Linked DNA regions of Mus musculus: region 1 is linked to region 2. Evidence: chromatin loops called from intact Hi-C (ENCODE). Cell type or tissue: gastrocnemius. All regions are shown on one strand. Each heading gives the region's core, and the rest is flanking DNA. Links, peaks and the distances in the headings are about the cores only.

What was found. A loop is a pair of places that touch in the nucleus more often than their neighbours do. Peaks named below come from ENCODE experiments on the same cell type or tissue, not always from the same donor. Only the 100,000 strongest peaks of a DNase experiment are listed, where the experiment ranks them.
Region 1: a loop joins it to region 2, with 2.1 times the contacts of the local background. A loop is called at or near these places in 3 of 42 quality-filtered maps.

Annotation. Positions count from the first base shown.
Region 1 is chr15:39,049,551-39,054,931 of GRCm38, forward strand. The region is part of intron 1 of Gm7194 (a long non-coding RNA gene); the gene reads left to right. Among named protein-coding and RNA genes, the nearest start is that of Gm7194, 10 kb to the left of the region's middle. In gastrocnemius, for the core only: a CTCF peak has its summit at 2,810 (motif pointing left); no DNase peak of the experiment used is centred there.
Region 2 is chr15:38,936,869-38,942,249 of GRCm38, forward strand. All of the region lies in intron 1 of Baalc (brain and acute leukemia, cytoplasmic), which reads left to right. Among named protein-coding and RNA genes, the nearest start is that of Baalc, 5.6 kb to the left of the region's middle. In gastrocnemius, for the core only: a CTCF peak has its summit at 2,092 (motif pointing right); DNase peaks (open chromatin) are centred at 1,748 and 1,999; H3K4me3 peaks cover 761 bases; H3K27ac peaks cover 1,653 bases.

The DNA of each region.
Region 1 (5,381 bases), core at 93-5,092, 110 kb after region 2:
TTAGATATGGAACCATTGCTGTCAGCATAAGGGAAAACTGGCAGAATGGAGTCAGAGATGAGCTGGTAGCTTTTCTCAGCATACTATCTGGTAACCAAGCGTACTGAGGCTGGTGAACATGGGAATTGAAAGGTTTTTGGGTTTTGTTTTGTTTTGTTTTGTTCGCTGTGTCCAGAGCTCCCATTCTTTTTGGTACTTAGAGAAGGGCCAATCCAAGTGGAGATGCTTTAGAATTGTCACCGCTGAAGTGAAACTTGCAATAAAGCAATGAAAATCTAGGGAGACTTATTAGAACATGACCTAGGTTTGAGGAGTCAGCTCGGTCGTCAAATGCTTCCTGGTATTCATAAAGCTCTGGGATTCCTCCTCAGAATATGACCCAGAGTCATGTATGGGTACCTAGGTCAATACTCGGCTATTTATCCCATCTTACCCATTTTTTAAAAATAAAATATGAATACATTGTTGCTGTCTTCAGACACACCAGAAGAGGACATTGGATCACATTGGATCCCATGGTGGTTGTGAGCCACCATGTGGTTGCTGGGAATTGAATTCAGGACCTCTGAAAGAGCAGTCAGTGCTCTCAACCACTGAGCCATCTCTCCAGCTCCAAGATTTATATTTGTTTTGGTTTTGGTTGTTGTTGTTTGTTTGCTTGTTTGTTTGTTTAAGAGCAGTTTTAGATTTACAGGAAAAAAATTCAGTGGAAGCTACAAAGCTTTCTCACGTACCCCTGCTTTCAAACACATGAAATCAAAATTCCCACCAGAGTGATGTATTTGTGGCCACTGGTGAAATGACTGCTGATAACTCATCGGAGGCCTATAGTTGACACCAGGGATCAATCCTTGCGTTGCACCCTCTAAGGGTTTAGACACATGTGTCACAACTGTGTGTCTACCAACGTGATGCCACAGGTTTAAACATGCCTTCCTTCCCACTTCTCCCCCACATGTGCATTTTCCAGAAGGTCATCTGGTTGGTATTGTATGTAGCCTTATCAGATCAGACTTGTTTTCACTTAGAGGCATGAATTTAAAGTTTCTCCATACTTATATCTTTTTATGGTTTAGTACTCAACCATTTTTCAGTGGTAAGTAATATTTTGTTTTCTAAATGTATCACAGAATCATTCACCTTTTGATGGCTCATGATTGCTTCCAAGTTTTTGTGATTATGAATAAATCTGTAAGCATACATGTGCAGAGTTTTGTGTAGACATAACTTTTCAACTCCTTTGAGTTAATACAGAAGAGTAGACTTGTTGGGTCAAATGGTAAGAGTATGTTTAGTTTTATAACAACTGCCAGACTGTTCCCATGTGGCTATGCCATTTGTCAGTTTCACTGGTACTGACTGAGTGTTCCTCCTCTTTATCCTCACCAGAACACGATGCGGTCCGTGTCTGGGGGTTTGGCTATTCTAATAGGCATACACTGGCACCATTGCTCTCCCAGCTTCTTGCCACATCGTGACACGGGGCGCAGAGCATCTGCTGCGCGTGCTTACTTGCCATCTGACAATGTTCTTTGATGAGTTAACTTTTCAGGTTTTTTGGTTTTGTTTTTTTCTTTTCTTTTGCCCATTTTTAAAAATTGGGTTATTTTCCTACTGTCAAGTCAAGCAAGCATTTAACTTCATTTCAGTGACAGATTTCAAGAGATTGGCTTTTTCCTAACCCGACTCTACCCCTCTGTTCTAGATGCTGCAATGCATAGATGAAGACAAGGACTACAAATTCAGGACAGTTTGACGCTAATTCTTCCGCATCCAAGTGACAGATTGTTGTTTTAAATATTTTAGGCAATATGAAAGATATAATAGTCATCATATTGGCAGTGTTTGGGAATAATAGATATGGCAGTCAAAAAAGAGACGCCACTGAAAGGCATTAAATGCATGTTATGATATTCCTTCCGAGTATCACAAAACTTTTAATGCTAACCAAACCCCATATTTTCTGTACTTATACATTTGAAAGTTATCTTGTGAAAATTAGGTAAAGTGCTAAGTTACTCACGAGAAATACATAAACTTACAAATGCTTACGCACTTCACTCTTACTGGTGTGCTGAATGGTAGCAGACAGAATAGAGGAGGGGTTGGAACAGTAATCTTACGCTGCTTCAGGCAGGAAAACCTGAGGAAGATTGTGTTAGCAGAGATTTAGCAAAGGACTCAGACTTGTTTTTGTTGTTGTTTTTGTTTTTGTTTTATACAGAAATACAAACGGATCAGCATGGAAGCAAACACCATGGAGCTAAAGTATGTTCACAGTTACTGTAATAAGAGGAAAGAAATCAGCCATAGCACTTTGAAAATTAAATGTCTAATAATTAACTTTCTAGCAACAGGCTAATAGCCCAGGAACTTGGAGGGTGTGATGAGCACAGAGAACATGAGCGTTGTGAGTCGGGCCATGTTCCATCTGGGGAACACAACACTGTGGGAAAAAGACTCCAGCTCGCAGGTGACGTGTTCTTGCTTTACTCAAGACTTTTCAGTAAATGGGGACCCCAAATGTCATCCCCAAAGGAGAAGCAGACATTCCACTGACAAAGAATCCCTTTGGAAGTAGGGAACAAACATTTTACCTCTCCAGTGAGCAAAGATATGTGTGTAAGCTTTGGGAGATTTTGTATAAAACATCACATAAAAAGATCTTCTCTGGAACTTTCCATTGCAATCAGGAATAAACTAAGACACTCCCTTCAGAATAGAACTGAATGCCACAGATGAAAGGCACTTTGTGACGCATCTTTTGAACTTAGATTTAGCTATCTTGATTTATCCTAAGCCTGCCCCCTAGAGGTCTCCCATTTCCACTAGGTACCTAGACAGAAATTAATGGGGAGACTATAAAAACAACAATGCACCTTCCTGGTTACAAGAATGGGAAATTGATAAGATTTCACCCACCCACCCCAGTCCGACTGCAGTCTGTGGCAGACACTCCAAGTTGTCTCACCAACGACTAGCAACTAAAGAAGGGCCTTTCTTTGCTAGGAGAACCTAAACATCCCTCATGTTCTAGGAAAATTACTTGCTTAGTGACTTAATTTGGCAATAGATTCATGAGACAGCCTTGACCATTGAGACGGCAAGGGAAATCTACCAAGAGGACTCTGGGGAGAATTTTATCAATGTTGAGTATCTAACAGGGTCATGTCATGCCTGGGGACAGTTCAGGACAATGCTATGGACAAATGATAAACGCAAGGACACAGAGGGGATAGATTAGCACCAGGGTTTCGGGAGAGCCAGCTCCCTCCAAAGCCCAAAGGTCACCTCATCCCCACACATTGACCCACCTCATCTTTTTCTGGCTTTGGTGCAAGCAGCTTGGGCACTGGACGAACATTTCTTCTGGCTCTAGACTATTTATATGCTTCAAACCATGCTTTCTGTGGCATCTGTAAAGAAATTAGGAGGTCAACAGTGTCCATAAACATATAAATCATTAATTTAATCAAGAATTAGAAGGAAGAGTCAGTAAAGTTTCTCTGATGATTTTGATAATACCAAGTTATAATATCTACTGATATTGCTAAGAGATTATTTTCCAATTATTTCAAGCAATATAGGAAGGAAATTTGTGTAGTCTTGGTTTTCTGTGCAGTAGTTAGTAAGCCATAGAGCAAACTTCTGTGTCATACTTGACCACAAGCTACTTTGTTATGCTTGTTTTTCTTCAGATAGTCACACATTTATTGTTTTATGTCCAAACCTCTTGATCTTTCTTTTTTTTCTCATCACCAATCAATTCTCATTTTGGCGCTTCTTAGCATTCTGCATTAGTTTTTTTGAAGAGGTGCATCTGTATTCGTTTGTTCTGTCACTTGCTAAAAGCCTTGCAAGGTGGAAGCAGATAATACTGTAGGATTTTTGTTTTGTTTTTTACAACCACCACAATGTCTCGACTTTATGTCAACAAAGCACATCCATCCACCAAGCACAGGGACCTGAAGGAATAATAATAATAATAATAATAATAATAATAATAATAATAATAATAATAATAAAAACACAGTTCAACAGATAGTAGAGAGAGCCATCAGCTTATAATGAATGGTAGAACTGGACATACTTTGTAAAACTAAATGTTTAGGGAATGTAATTCCAAAAATCCTGATTTATTTGGCTTCCTTTTTTTTATCACAAAACAGGCAGCTCTTTGTATCTTGAGAGACACACAGGCTGCAAAGAGTCATCTGAACTGCCCAGAAATGCCTTTAATCTTGACCATTTTCAAACCCAAATCTCCATGGTGAATTATTTTCTGAAGAATTCTTACAATGCAGTATCTGTTCAAATGGCTCAGAGGATGCTGATTAAAAAAAAAATCCTTCTGTCCACGAAGCATAATGGAGAGGGGGAAAATGGCACAGCTTTGGGTAATTTAATAAGAAGGAAGAAAATTTGACAGGAAATGAAAGACTACCCAAGTTGAAAGCATGCAGCACGCAGAGTAAATGAAATCTGAGTCCTCCGGGCCTCAGTGTTTGCCTGAAGCCCTGCAGTGGACGCCAGGTTCCAGCTCTGTAAACATCTAGAAGTAAGAAGGGGATGATCTACAATATTCTTGCCACAATTGCAGGTCAGGGAGTTTGGGTTATCTTTCACCAATAATTTAGATTCTATAATTTTCAATCAACTTGTGCTTTCTAAAATTCCTAACCATTGTGAGCTGGTAAAGATGCTTGCAATCTATGAGGTGAGACTGTGAGTTGCTCAAAACTGGCTGGCAATCTAGGTATTTATGGATGGAGGAAAAGCCACCACAGTGCTGGATGACAGAACTTAGCTCCTCTTCCCAGACTGTTTGGTACTGTGTGCTCTCAGAACCATTTTCAAGTGTCTCCTGCTATGCTCTGACCTCCACAGACAGCTTGACTTGTTCTATTGATGTATAGGTTAGGTACTCTCCTTGAGTTGGACTTCCTATACTTTCTTATGGACCTTTGACTTATCCAATAAAAATAAGTATAATGATTCCAGCACTCGGAAGGCAGGCGAATTTCTGAATTCGAGGTCAGCCTGGTCTACAAAGTGAGTTCCAGGACAGCCAGGGCTATACAGAGAAACTCTGTCTCAACCTCCCCCCCCCCCAAAAAAAAAAGTATAATGAATATTGTCTTAGTTAGGGTTGCTATTGTTGTAACGAGGCATTATGACCACAGCAACTATTAAAAAGGAAACCATTTAATTGGGGGCTGGTTTATACAGTTCAGAGGTTTTGCCATCATTGCAGGAAGCATGGCATGCAGACAGATATGGTGCTGGAGACGTAGCTGAAAGTTCTATATCTGGATCAGCAGACAGCAGGGAGGCAGAACCACCATTGGCATGGCTTGAACATCTAAGAGCTATAAGCCCAT
Region 2 (5,381 bases), core at 172-5,171:
TGTGAGGGGCTGCAAACAAGGACTGAGTCAGCACTCAGGTGATTTCCTGTAAACCTGCTTCCCACCTTAATTTGTAAAATAAATGAGAGCTGATGGTTGGACAGATAAAAGGGAAGGTGGAGAGGAAGGTAGGGAGAGAGGAGAAGGAGAAAATGGAAGAGGGAGAGGATGCAGAGGAGGAGGAAGACAAAGAAAAGTGGAGCAGAAGCACATGGCCTGGAGAAACCGCAAGTTCTAAGGGGTCTCATAAGCTGTGGAAGATGGTAGTGTAGCGGTAGATCTGCCCAATCTAGGCGCACAGCATGTAATCATATTAATTGAGTTGTGTTTTCATTGCTGGGGCATATTTGGGTTGGAGATTTACCGCAACAACAGCCCATCAAACAAACCGTATCTCTGTTTCTTCAGTTTCTTCTGGTCCTTGCTTTCTGGCTGGCATCAATAGATGCTAATGGACAAAATGATCGCACCAACAACGATCTTGCAGAAACTGGAACTGACTGTCTCAGTAGAGAGAGCTCTTTATGTACCCTGCTTTCCTTGATTGTTTGGGACCAAATTGACCTCACAGCACTTAATAAGGTGTTTCCCTTCACCCGGCTCCCCACCTGTGCCCAGAAAACAATCCAAGAAGAGCCTCTGCTGCTTTCTGTTAACTAAGGCAGTCCAGGAACTCTAACCTGGCTCCAAACACTTTGATATGCTATTTCTTCAGGCTTGGATCTCACCTCCTCCATTAAAAGTCAAAACAGACAGAGCTTCCCCAGGCCAGCTCAGCAGGCAAGGTGCTTACTGCCAAGCTTGTGCTTGAGGTCAGGAGCCTATGTAGTAGAAAGAGAAAGCCAGTTCCTGCAAGCTATCCTCGGATTCACACAGGTATTGGATAGTACACACGCGAAGTAAAGCAAAATTCTCAACTGGGGCTGGAGAGATGGCCCAGCAGCTCAGAGCATTTGCTGAGCTTGAAAAAACCTACGTAAAGTTACCAGCACCCACCAGCTTTACCACTGTGGGAGCCACAGAGGTCCTTGTGTTCACAGATGAACACTAGGGGAACCAGGAACGCTAAATACACAGGGTTGTTTCTCCAAAGGAGAGATGTCTAACCTGTTTTCCTTCTCCACGGTTGGGAGTGGGCGTGGTTAATAGCATGGTGACCTTTGTGCTATTTACGTGGCTGAGACCACGCAGGACCCTCCCCACCCCCCACACCCGGTCGCTTATCTTGAGCTTGCTTTTCTCAGAGAATCTATAGAACCCATCTATAGATGCCACATGTACTTTACAAAGAGTTTCAGTGTTCTAAGGTTTGTTGTGCACACAGGATTGAATTAATTATCACCAGGAAACTTTTTTTGCCAAATTGGGCTGTGCACATTTAATATGCCTACAATAAGCTACTTGGGATCTCAAAGTTTGAACCTACACTGGCTACTGAGTTGTACTGAACTGAACTGTCATCTTGCTTGGCTAGCGTGCTCGCACTCCCCCTCCCCCTCCCCCAAAACATCCATTAACTCCAGTTCCAGGGAATCTAACACTCTTCTTACCTCTGCAAGGGCATGCGCGGAATGCATAGAGGCAAAACTCTCATACCTGTGAGATAAAAATAAACAAATCTAAGCAAAGCAAAACAAAAGCCCCTCAAGTATCAGCGGTAGGCAGAATATCCACGTGAATGCAGCTCTTGGCAGTCAAAGCCCTGAGCCCGTTGCGTGAGCAGCCTGTGCGCAGGGCTTTGTGTCTCCAAAGCTGCACAGTCTCCAGTTGCTTATTGTTCTTGGCAAAGTGACGAGAAGCTAAAGGAATTACCCATTGTCTGGGTTAATTCTCAGCTAAGGGACTGCCTCCAAAAGTCCCAGCCCCACTGTCTAGCCAACAATGGTTGGCAATGTGTGGCCCAGTGTAGGAAGGATGGGTGAAACCCCACGGACTTCAAAGGATAGGGTCGGCGGCAGCGTGGAATGGAATTTCTCTCTGGCAGTGGTAATGTGAGGCACATCAAGGAAGAGCCAGTGAAGCAAAGGAGCCTCTTAGGAAAACAGAAGCAGGATGCTAAATGGAGGGAGGGAACAGATGGAACCACTGGGGGGAACCAGAGGGAAGGCAGTGGTAGGGCCCTTGGGAGCCCTCAGCAGCCCATGCCTGGGAAAAAGGAAGGGATCTATTACAGTGTCAGGACAGATTTCTGTAGAGATTTGGCCTGTAGCAAAACCAGTTCAGTCAAAAGATACTCTGGCCGTAGCCGTCCTTAATCTTCACACTCTTCCCTTGACATCCCAGTCTACGTCAGGTTAAATGCACCTGTACAGGTGTTATTAACTCCTCGTAAGATTAAAAGGGGGCTTCCCCTGTCTTTCCCTGAGGCTTATGGGAAAATGCAACATGTTCTTGTGTCAGCTGATGAAACCCAGTAGCTTAAGTCAAAGCGATTCTTCTTCTTCTTCTTCTTCTTCTTCTTCTTCTTCTTCTTCTTCTTCTTCTTCTTCTTCTTCTTCTTCTTCTTCTTCTTCTCCTTCTCCTTCTCCTTCTCCTTCTCCTTCTCCTTCTCCTTCTCCTTCTCCTTCTCCTTCTCCTTCTCCTTCTCCTTCTCCTTCTCCTTCTCCTTCTCCTTCTCCTTCTCCTTCTCCTTCTCCTTCTCCTTCTCCTTCTCCTTCTCCTTCTCCTCCTCCTCCTCCTCCTCCTCCCCCTCCTCCTCCTCCTCCTCCTCCTCCTCCTCCTTCTTCTTCTTCTTCTTCTTCTTCTTCTTCTTCTTCTTCTTCTTCTTCTTCTTCTTCTTCTTCTAGACAGGGTTTCTGTTTCTCTGTATAGCCCTGGCTGTCCTGGAACTCACTCTGTAGACCAGGCTGGCCTCAAACTCAGAAATCTGTCTGCCTCTGCTTCCTGAGTGCTGGGATTAAAGGCATGGGCCACCATGCCGGGCAAGTCAAAGCGGTTCTGATGCTGCTGTGGAAAGCTAATAGCTGGCCTGTCACCATGGGGTTGCTGAGATGGAATGTTCCCTGGTTAACCCCACTTTAACACTTTAAAGATTATGAAATCTGGGAACTAGAGGTTTCTTAGTGTCTGTCTTCCTTTAATGGAGAAAAAAAAAAAAAAAGAAATCTAAAGCCTTCTTCTGCTGCAGCCTGTAAATCTCTGTGCTTAATCCCTGATAAGGAGAGGCGTGGTAAACAAACATGCCTGGCTTACTATGTGCCAGACACTGCGCATGGCTTTTTAACCCTCACAACTCTGAAAGGTTAAGTCTGCTTCCCCATCTGGGAAAATAGAGGCCCGAGAGCTGAGTGTCGATCCAACGGGACACAGTGAGCTTAGTGAGCTGTGAGGGCTGTGTTGGAATGTAAACTTCTGTCTGTCTGCTGCCCATGCCCATGGTCTCTCCCTTCATCGGCTGAAAAGTAATGATGGGGAAGTTAGTGTGAACTTCATGAGAGTTCATGAGGATGTGGGACCTGGAGCCATTCTCTTTATTTTGGCTGATAACCTACAGGACATTGTCCTTGGCGAAGTGCATCGGCCTGAGTGACTGCAGATGCCCTATTGTGCCAACAAACAAAGTAAGGCCTGGATGCTGCAGTGGTGGTGTGAGGAGCAATCAGTGCTTTGCATAACTGAAAGCCAGTGGGAAAGTTCTAGGGCACTGAGGCAGGGCAAACAGATTCTGTGCGTGGGAGCTCTCTCTGCCTCTTTCTCCCCCTCCCTCCTACCCCCTTCTCTCTCTCTCTCTCTCTCTCTCTCTCTCTCTCTCTCTCTCTTTCTGAGACAGAATCTTATGCAGCCCATAATGTCCCTGAATTCATTATGTAGCTGATAACCTTGAACTCCTGGTCCTCCTGCCTCCACCTCCCAAGTGCTGGCGTTACAGGTATGTGTCACTGTGCCCTGCTTTTCTTTTCTTTCTGAAAGGCTATCTGCACTTGTCCATTTTTCAAATCATTTATTGGACATCTATGATGCGACAGGCATGGAATTAGATTCTATACTGATCAAAAGTCGTCAAGGGCTCTATCTTCTTGAACTTAAAATCTGATTAAAAAGTTGAAAATAGATAAGTGCAAAGTTCAAGCTGTAGTTAAAGGCTACACAGGAAGTAAAAGGGCTGGACAGGAAGTAAAAAGGCTGAACAGGAAACAAAAAGGCTGGACAGGAAGTGGGGGTTACTGAAAGGACGGATAACAGAGCCATGATGGTATATGTTTAGAAGCATCCCATTAACAATTGCTTAGCGTGACTACCTATGGGAAGGCGCGAAGGGTCGGAGCATGTTATCATGATACCCTGATATCCTTCTTTATACTTTCTTTTGAGCCACATTTGAAGCAAGTTTTATTACATTTTGGCCAGGTCAATGGGTACCGGCCGGGTCCATGCCCAGATTCCCAGAGAATGACCCCTCTTCTCGACTCTTTAGTTTTTGTTTTGTCTTTTGAAACATAATCTCACTATGTAGTCCATGATTGCTCTGTAGCCCAGGCTGGATCTGAACTCTCTTCCTCATCCTCCCAGGTGCTGAAATTTGGCTTATCAAAAAATTTACATGTTTATCAATTTATATGTACTATATTATATTAGCTTAGCATATTGATATAATTGTTACATATTTTTAATTACATACACTTATAGAAAATATATTATATATAAATAATATAATATGATGTATTGTTTATTTGTAAATTTATATACATATACACGTACATATACGTATACACATACATATACGATGTTGTTTTTGAGACATGGTCTCACTATGTAAACCAGGCTGACCTCAAACTCGTAACAACCTATCTACCTCTCCTCCCACGTGCTGCAGTTAACAGGAATGTTACATACCACACACATTTAAAAAAAAATACTATAATCATGTATTGCTTTTTCTTCTTTCTTTTCTTTGTAGACATGATCTATTGTAGTCAAATTTGGCTTCAAACTCTCTATGAATTGGGATCTGACCTTGAGTTTCTTGTCCTCCTGCCTTAACCTCCCAGGTGCTGATATCTGTATAGGTGTGAGCTATCACCCCAGCTCATGTATTGATTTTTTATATTTAAAAATACTAATGTGGCAGAAAAACAAGCAGACTGAATCGAACAAACCATGATTTCAGTCAGCTTTCCTGTATCATCCACAAAGGTTTGTACAGTCCTTTGCTAGATACAGATATTTGTTGAGTCCAAGCTAAACCAAGAACGTCTCTATTTCCATTTGGGGTGAAAAGGAGAAAAGAGCTGAGCAGGTTTTTGCTGCAATCTGGAATCCAGGTCGCTGTGAAGCCTCCAATCTGTCCTTACCTCCCCAGGGAGTGAGCTGGATTGTTGACTTCTGAACCCCAGGAGAGACAAGTCCATCTGGGTTGGAGGTTGCCAGGAAGTTATCACAGT